Linked DNA regions of Homo sapiens: region 1 is linked to region 2. A link is a contact called in ENCODE Hi-C or POLR2A ChIA-PET data. All regions are on one chromosome and are shown on one strand. Each heading gives the region's core, a stretch centred on a gene start or an enhancer-like site at or near the end of the contact. The rest is flanking DNA. Distances are from core to core; before and after follow the strand shown.

What was found. A loop is a pair of places that touch in the nucleus more often than their neighbours do. ChIA-PET counts read pairs that join two places held with the same protein, here RNA polymerase II (POLR2A). Pooled maps may share reads with other maps.
Region 1: POLR2A ChIA-PET joins it to region 2 with 11 read pairs in activated T-cell. The contact joins two enhancer-like sites. A Hi-C loop is called at or near these places in 1 of 168 maps with a recorded cell type or tissue (posterior vena cava) and 3 of 50 pooled maps. POLR2A ChIA-PET finds 5 or more read pairs at or near these places in 10 of 52 experiments (A549, A673, AG04449 and 7 more).

Annotation. Positions count from the first base shown.
Region 1 is chr20:35,899,219-35,903,873 of GRCh38, reverse strand. PHF20 (PHD finger protein 20) reads right to left here. Exons shown (of 18, transcript NM_016436.5): 10 at 4,226-4,504. Among named protein-coding and RNA genes, the nearest start is that of SCAND1, 53 kb to the left of the region's middle. Within about 2 kb of position 1,458, at least 4 of the 41 ENCODE cell types and tissues checked have a DNase peak (open chromatin) inside an H3K27ac peak, as active enhancers do.
Region 2 is chr20:35,721,276-35,726,111 of GRCh38, reverse strand. It overlaps RBM39 (RNA binding motif protein 39), which reads left to right. Exons shown (of 17, transcript NM_184234.3): 7 at 957-1,074; 8 at 1,390-1,542; 9 at 4,235-4,372. Among named protein-coding and RNA genes, the nearest start is that of RBM39, 19 kb to the left of the region's middle. Within about 2 kb of position 3,456, at least 2 of the 41 ENCODE cell types and tissues checked have a DNase peak (open chromatin) inside an H3K27ac peak, as active enhancers do.

The DNA.
Region 1 (4,655 bases), core at 209-2,708, 180 kb before region 2:
AGAATAAGGCAGCCACACTACAGAATCTTCAGCATACACTACTATGTTCACTCTCATTGATAGCCAGCTACGTGATAAACACTGAACATGTCTACTGAGCCCCATCCACATATGATAATACCGAGGCTCTTGCTGGTTAGTGGCACAGTCAGGGCTGGTGGCCAGGCTTTCAATTTTCCATCTGGATCACAGCAAGATGGATGGTCTAGTTCCTTCGGTCTGGTAACTGCTAAACGTATCAGCAATGAGGCATGGGAGATACATTTGGGTAATCGCCATGTTGTCTAGGAGGCTGTGTCCACTTGACATGTGGATGGGGGTACATTCCTTCCTGGCTGCACAAATCCTGCCCTCACTGAGAGGGTACAGAAATGATCAGACTGTGCCCTCACTGAGAGGGTACAGAAATGATCAAACAGTGGGTGAGTGGTCTGTGTGGCACATTCTGCTGCTAAATTGATCAATTTTACAAAGGACCACTTTAAACAAATTAAAACATAAGGACTTAAAAAACCTTTTGGCAACAAGTTAAAGCATAGGGATTTAAAAGACTCTTGTTTCCCTTAAAGCATTTTATAATTGTCCAACCCTACTAGTCTAGTGAGTATACAGCAGGCCTTATTTTTAAAAACTGGTAAACAAAAATCTCCAATTCACCAAGAAATTTCCAAATCCCATTGAAAAGGATCCTTCAGTATTAACAGAGAGAATAAAATCCCAGGTCAGTATAATGCATGAGACCCAAGAGGGAGACATGAAAGTAGAAAATCAATTACTCAAAAAAAAAAAAAAAAAAGAAAGGATAGGAAAGGAAAGGAAAGGAAACGAAAATCACTCAAAAAAAAAAAAAAAGAAAAAAGAAAAGAAAATCAGTCACTCAGGCTTCTTAATTATACCAAAATGGCAATGTCTTGTCTATTGGTTTTGTAGCTCATCAGTGGTTGGCTGAGTTCAGAACTCAGATCTCTGACTGCCTGGGTAAATGCTTTCACTGAGATAAAGAGACTGTGTATTCAGAGTTTATTATAGGCCAGACATTTTACAAAGCATTTCCCCTTGGGTCATTTAGTGTAACAAAGTTATGAGGTAGGTAGTACTATTATCTCTATTTCACAGATGGGAAAATTGAAGTTTCGCAAGTTCTCTGCCCAAGGTCCTGGAGCAAGCAAGCGGTAGAGCCTGTATTCAAACTCAGGTGAGCTGACACATATTACTCAACATAAACCAAGTCATGCAAGTACAGTTAACCAAGAATCCCAAAGCCAGGTGGTAGATCAGCATCTGGCCAGGAATACCTGCCCCACGCTCAGGTGCATTATACTGAGCAAAGTCCCTCCTCAGACAATTACCATGAACAGGGAGAGGCAGAGGCACTATGTCCTAGCACAGAGAGCACACACCACGATGGTCAGGCAAGCAGGACTTCCATGGGTCCCTCAATGGCCTCCTGCCTGTCAAGCCTTAGCCTTTGGAACAACCTAACTCTGGTGGCTTTGTGCTGTCTGGGGTAGGCTGCACTCTACTTCCAGTGTTGTACCCTCATCCTGCCCAGATGTCAATCCATTACGATATCCAGCACCTGCTATTTCTACTGGCTCCTGACACCTCAATGACCTCCATTTACTCAACATAATCTCCAGTCCTTCAGTGCTGGTTGTTTCTACAGTGCTGCAGAGCCCATGGGATACTGTAGTGACTCAAGATGACTCAACATAATTCCTCCCCAACAGCACTCAGAATCCAGCTAGAGAGCTCACACAAATGTACCCAACTCAGCCACATATGGCTGGATGAGAAGGATGAAATTCTAGAAAGCAAGGGGAAGAAGGAAATCCACTTCCCCACACCAGGCCTTGAAACAGGCTTATTAAAAAGATTAGCTCACAAACTAATCACAAGAACTCAGGTTTACACAGGCTTATTAAAAAGATTAGCTCACAAACTAATCACAAGAACTCAGGTTTACACTCAGAGACAGTGAGGTCTGGAGACCTGAAGAGAGTCCAACAGTGACTGAGGCAACAGATGGGATTCACAACCCATGTGCCCAGCTCCAAAACTTATGCTTTGCAGAAGCATCATTCTGTCCTTACATATTATTTAGCAAGAGAGTGATATAATCAGGTCTGTACTCTTAAAGATCGATCCGATGGCAAAATGATGGATAACCACAGTGAGTAAAGAATGATGGGAGGAAAACTGATTAAGAAATGACCACAACAACCAGGGCAAGAGAAGAAACCTAGATTAGTGCCATGGGACTGAAAAGGAGATTAATTTGGAGGTAAGTCAGATAAAAGGAAACAAACAAACATTAAAATCCTCTCAATTACATTCATTATTTCAAGTAAAAAGCCCAATCCTTTATCTTGGTATCTCTCTGCAGTTTCTTACATTCTTACTGCATTTTTACCATTTCCAAGTATATGTTTTAAGCACACTTTTTTTTTTTTTTTTTTTAGACAGAGTTTTGCTCTGTCATCCAAGCTGGAGTGCAGTGTCACGATCTTGGCTCACTGCAACCTCTGTTTCCTAGGTTCAAGCGATTCTCCTGCCTCAGCCTCCTGAGTGGCTGGGATTACAGGCACCTGCCACCACGCCTGGCTAATTTTTGTATTTTTAATAGAGACGGGGTTTCATCATATTGGCCAGGCTGGTCTCGAACTCCTGACCTCAGGCGATCCACCTCCCAAAGTGCTGGGATTTCAGGTGTGAGCCACTATGTCCGCCTAAGCATGCTTTTTATTGAGGCATAAAACATACACAGAAAAGTACACACAAATAAACACATAAACCAATACTTTTTCATAAATGAACACACCTGTATAACCACCATGCAGATCAGGAAACAGAACATTTCGGAGCCCTAGAAGACTCCCTCCTGCCCAGTTTCCAGTCCTACCCACCTCCTCCCAAAGGTAACTACTGTCCTGACCTCAAATACCATAGATTATTTTTCTTACTCATTTTTGAACTTTATATAAGCAGAACCATACAATCTGCATGAGTTTATGCTAGCTTATTTGGTTGTTGTTTTGAGATGGAGTCTCACTCAGTCGCCCAGGCTGGAGTGCAGTGGCATGATCTCGGTTCACTGCAACCTCTGCCTCCTGGGTTCAAACAATTCTCCTGCCTCAACCTCCAGAGTAGCTCGGATTACAGGCATGCACCACCAAGCCCGGCTAATTTTTTTGTATATTTAGTAGAGACGGGGTTTCACCATGTTAAGTAAGGCTGGTCTCGAACTCCTGACCTCAGGTGATCCTCCTGCCTTGGCCTCCCAAAGCACTGGAATTATAGGCATGAGACACTGTGCCTGGCCTCACATTATATTTTTAATGGATAATACAGCACATACAAAGTCTTGACAGCATAAATGAAGGTTGACCCCTCGGAGGGTCAGAGTTCACCTTAGTCTGCATGGCTCTGCCCCTGTCCTGAAACCTGATTGTATACTCTACTGGGAACACTGCCAGATGTCCTAGGAGTTCCATATACCATTTAAGACCTACACATTTTAATAGAAAACCTCTAAGCCAAGAAGTAGGTAGTGATATTACAATAGCAAGTAAAAAGCTGGGAAGATTATATAATTTATTGGAAATCCATTAATTCTTCTGAAATTCCCCTGGAAACATGTAATTTTTCAATTTCTGTAAGCTTTAGAAGATATTTCCTAAAAGGTTCTCTGTAATAAGTTATAAAATGAGATTTTATGGTAACCCCTATTATGGTTTCTATGCAAAACAAACAGTGCTATTATAAATATCTTCAGTTGCACTTAAGATGAAACAGGATTCACATTTGGACCCAGCAGTAGAATCACATATCACCTTTTGGTTATCGTGCTCTTTTGTGCTGCTGGCAAGGAAAACGCACAGGTTTGGGAGAGTGGGACGATGGCACCCATGCTGCTCTGAGCACGAGTTCTCCTGCTGGCTTCTGAATAAGGTCCCTTTGCTTGACTGTCCCCACTCATACTGGAAGCAGCAAGGCCTTCAGAGGCTAAGCGATTTTTCAAGGTAATTCTCAGTTAGGTGTTCCTGCTTCCTGTAGGAAGGCCACAGCTCCGTGGCACAGCCCAGAGGATCACTTAATATGTTCAGTCCTGTGGGATTCAACTGGAACAGACAAACCTAATGCCTGCTTTGTGTGTCAGAAAACACAAGCACTGTGGCCAAGCAACTGAGCCATCCATGACACAATGAAGAATGAAGATACTTACTTGGGGAACTGGCAGAGACCCGCTTCCTGGTCAGGGTCTCCTGGCTGGGCTTGTCTGAAGCTGAAGGGCCCCTGGTTTGGACATGCCTCTTTCCCGGGCTCTCTTCTGGCTCCAGTGACTTCTCCATTCCATGGAAATACTTCATGTGATAGTGCAACAGTTTGGCTTTGCGGAAAAATTTTAAACAGTCCACAACTTTGCATCTAAACTTATGGTCTAGGTCGACAGCTGGTGCATTAGATGACCCAAAATCATCTGTTTTCTTAAAAGTATTTGTTACTGAAAAAAATAAAAACAAAAGCAAAGGTTCCTTGTATTTATCCCAGTTATTACAAAACATGCATTAACACATGACAACTGAGGGTGAAAGACTAGCGTGCAAATGTAGCCTGAGACATCAGACTGCCATTACCTCCTCAAATTACTGTTT
Region 2 (4,836 bases), core at 2,207-4,706:
GGTAAGGCCAGTAGACTTCTGTGCTAATGCCATGTAAGATGTGATTACAAGAAACAGTAAACCTTAGTTTTTAGAAGGAATTGAGTTACATTGAATAGTTTTATGCGCATTTTTTGTCAATAGATCTTACTGAAAATGGGCTTGGGTTGGCCGGGTGCGGTGCCTCATGCCTGTAATCCCAGCACTTTGGGAGGCCGAGGCGGGCACATCACCTGAGATCAAAAGTTGGAGACCAGCCTGGCCAACATGGTGAAACCACATCTCTACTTAAAATACAAAAATTAGCTGGGTGTGGTGGCAGGCGCCTGTAGTCCCAGCTACTCAGGAGGCTGAGGCAGCAGAATTGCTTGAACTCAGGGAGGCGGAGGTTGTGGTGAGCCAAGATGGCGCCGTTGCACTCCAAGCCTGGGGGACAAGAACAAGACTTCCTCTGGAAAAAAAAAAAAAAAAAAAAGAAAATGGGTTTGGGAATTATGACAAACCAGTTTCACAGCTTACTCTGTTTACTGAACATGTTTGAGAATTATTTTAGGCCAGGCGTAGTGGCTCACACCTGTTATCCCACCACTTTGGGAGGCCAAGGCAGGCGGATCATCTGAGGTCAGGAGTTCGAGACCAGCCTAGTTAACATGGTGAAATGCCGTAGCTATGGGGGAGTTTAGGGCAAAAGGATTGCTTGAGATCAGTAGTTCAAGACCAACTTGTGCAGCATAGCAAGACCTGGTTTCTAAAGATGGAAATATTGTTGTGGAGTTGGGAAAGGAGTGAGGGTACAGTATATACTGCTCAGGTGACAGGTACACTAAAATCTCAGAATTCACCATTAAAGAACTCATCTATGTAACCAAAACCCACCTGTACCTGAAAACCTGTTGAACTATATGAAGAAATAAAAAAGATAAAAATTATTTTAAAATCTGTTATGAAATTAATTTTATATGTTTTACTCCTATTAGAGAACCTATTGATAATTTAACTCCTGAGGAAAGAGATGCAAGGACAGTCTTCTGTATGCAGCTGGCGGCAAGAATTCGACCAAGGGATTTGGAAGAGTTTTTCTCTACAGTAGGAAAGGTAATCTTAACCTGTTTAGGGAGGTCAAGTAGGTAGAAATTGCAAGAGAAAACATGTAAACATCAAATACTTCATTTGATTTAGTAGCAGTATTTGTTTGTGGTAATGTTTCCATTTTGCCTCTTGTAGTATTGGAGTTGATAAATGTTACTACAAATTTGTTCAAAGATAAAGATAGGATATAGGAATTGTCCTACAGATTTACTTTTTTAATTAAATTTTTAAAAATACCTTCATCCTTCAACAGTGTCTCTTGAAATAATTCTACATGTGTTACAATGGATGTTTGCACAAACAACTGTGTTTTCTTTCTAGGTTCGAGATGTGAGGATGATTTCTGACAGAAATTCAAGACGTTCCAAAGGAATTGCTTATGTGGAGTTCGTCGATGTTAGCTCAGTGCCTCTAGCAATAGGATTAACTGGCCAACGAGTTTTAGGCGTGCCAATCATAGTACAGGCATCACAGGTAATTTTTTTGTTGGTTAAGAGTTTGATTATTGGTGGTGTTGAAAGCCTCCTGTTGCATGGTATAGTGCTGTTGTGTTCTGTGACTGCTGCTCATTACGTTGAGTCGGATGTTTTCAGGACTTTTTTTTTTTTTTTAACTTTGCGTTTATTAACATTGATACAGTTTTCTCAAGACTGTCGTCCTGTCGTTTCTCCTTGTGTTTGAAATGTAATGATTTTGCCTTTTTTTTGTTTTGTTTTTGAGATGGAGTCTCTCTCACCAGGCTGGAGTGCAATGGCATGATCGCTGCTCACTGCAACCTCCACCTCCTGGGTTCAAGCGATTCTCCTGCCTCAGCCTCCTGAGTAGCTGGGATTACAGGAGCCTGCCACCACGTTCGGCTACTTTTTGTGTTTTTAGTAGAGATGGGGTTTCATCATGTTGGCCAGGCTAGTATTGAACTCCTGACCTCAGGTGATCCACCTGCCCCAGCCTTCCAAAGTGCTGAGATTACAGTTGTGAGCCACCACACCTGGCCTTGTTTTTGAGATAGGGTCTCACTTCTGTTGCCAGGGCTGGAGTGCAGTGAGATAATCACAGCTCACTGTAGCCTTGACCTGCTGGGCTCAAGCAGTCTTTTCTCCCCAGTCTCCTGAGTAGCTAGGTCTACAGGTGCGTGCCACCACTCCCAGCTAATTTTTAAATTTTTTTAAGAAACAGGGTCTTGCCATGTTGCTCAGGCTGGTTTCAAACTGTCATGCTCAAGTGATCCTCTGGCCTGGGCCTCCTGAAGTGTTAGGATCACTTGAGCCGCACAGCGCTTTGACAGCATTTAATATTTTAGTATTTTGGCTGGGCGCGATGGCTCATGCCTGTAATCCCAGCACTTTGGGAGGTTGAGGCGGGCGGATCACCTGAGGTCAGGAGTTCGAGACCAGCCTGGCCAACATGGTGAAACCTTGTCTCTACTAAAATGCAAAAATTAGCTGGGCATGGTGTCAGGCACTTGTAATCCCAGCTACTCAGGAGGCCGAGGCAGGAGAATTGCTTAAACCCAGGAGGCAGAGGTTGCAGTGAGGCAAGATCACGCCATTGCACTGCAGCCTGGGCGACAAGAACCAAGACTGTGTCTCAAAAAGAAAAAAGAGTTACTCAAATTATTTCCTATGTTGGAAGACAAACTTAGTGGCTGGGTGTGCATTGGCGGGACCCAGGGCTGAGAAGTAGCATATTAAGTGAGGTTTTAAATTCATGCAGCAACCTGTTGTAGAGCAGTACTATCCAATGTACTCTAGTTTGTTACAAGAGAAGCCTGTGTTAGAATGCAAATGGACAACTTTTCTTTTTTTTTTTTTTTGAGGCGATCTTGGTTATGGAGGGATGACAGCTGACTCAAAATGTTTGCTTGGTGATACAGTTTTATGTTATGGCATATACACCTTATTTTATCACAAACAACTACGTTCGGTTATACCAATCTCAAGAGTATTTTAGTGAATGTTGGTTGTGTCTAACAATTCCAGGAAGCATTTTTCTCTGTATTTAGTATTTGTGGTATCAGAATGCATCTTAAGATTGTTGTCAAGAATGTAGGTTCATGATTCATTTTAGGTGTGAAATGTAGCCTGCTTACTTTTTTTTTTTTTTTTCTCTTGAGACGGAGTCTCGCTCTGTCGCCCAGGCTGTAGTGCAGTGGGGCGATCTTGGCTCACTGCAAGCTCCGTCTCCTGGGTTCACGCCATTCTCCTGCCTGAGTCTCTCAAGTAGCTGAGACTACAGGTGCCTGCCACCACGCCCGGCTAATTTTTTTGTATTTTTAGTAGAGACGGGGTTTCACTGTGTTAACCAGGATGGTCTTGATCTCCTGACCTCGTGATCCGTCCGCCTCGGCCTCCCAAAGTGCTAGGATTACAGGCGTGAGACACTGCACCCGGCCAGCCTGCTTACTTTATATGTGACTGGCATGTGCTCTGAAAACATTCTAAAATAAGCAGGGTATGATGTGGGGTGTGCTGTAGTCCCTGGCAGTCTCTAGTGGATGAGAAGGAAGGATGATCACTTAAGTTTAGGAGTTCAAGACCAGCTTGGGCAACATAGTGTGAGACTGTCTCAAAAAAAAAAAAAAAAAAGCCTCTAAATAAACTTTTTATTTTTATTTTTTTTTTTATTTTTATTTTTTTTGAGACTGAGTCTCACTCTGTCACCCAGGCTGGAGTGCAGTGGTGTGATCTCGTCTCACTGCAAGCTCTGCCTCCTGGGTTCATGCCATTCTCCTGCCTCAGCCTCCTGAGTAGCTGGGACTACAGGTGCCCACCACCGCACCCGGCTAATTTTTTCTATATTTGGTAGAGATGGTGTTTCACTGTGTTAGCCAGTATGGTCTTGATCTCTTGATGTCGTGATCTGGCTGCTTTAGCCTACTAAAGTGCTGGGATTACAGGTGTGAGCCATCGTGCCCAGCCAAAAACTGTACTCTTGAAGCTGTAACTCCCTAATTTCCTGCAGGCCCTTGGTAAAATGTTATCTACCTCCTCTTTCTGAATTTTGCATATTCTAGATGCCTCCTATTAAGTTGATATGTAGTATCTGACTTACGTAGGGTAGTATTTTTATCACTCTAAACTTTAACATTAGTTGTTATGCAAATGGAAGGTGTATGTCTTTAAACTGCTGTGTGTTATCTCTGTGTGACGTGTATTTTGTCTTCTAGGCAGAAAAAAACAGAGCTGCAGCAATGGCAAACAATTTACAAAAGGGAAGTGCTGGACCTATGAGGCTTTATGTGGGCTCATTACACTTCAACATAACTGAAGATATGCTTCGTGGGATCTTTGAGCCTTTTGGAAGAGTAAGTCCAGGTTCTTCAATGAATCTTCAGTAGGTTGTTGATCTGAGTATAACTACATAATTTCTGTATGTCTTGCTTTGTTATCTTTCTGTGAGTTAATATTAAGAGGATAAGGGCTGGTTTTATAAAAATTTCTGTGACAACATAGATTAAAATAGGTCACTTGATAGATTCTTAAAAGAATGTTACTGTTATTCATAATGCCATGTGAAATGCATAATGGGTATTAGAGTTAATAAAAAGTCCACATTGGCTGGGCATGGTGGCTCATGCCTGTAATCCCAGCTACTTGGGGTGCTGAGGCAGGAGGATGACATTAGCCCAGGATTTCAAGGTTGCAGTGAGCCATGATTATGCCACTTCACTCCACCTTGGGTAACAGTGTGATCCTGTGTCAAAAGAAGGAAAATTGTTAAATCATACGAAGACTATTATTTTTTAGTAGGATTTTTTTTAAAAGATTG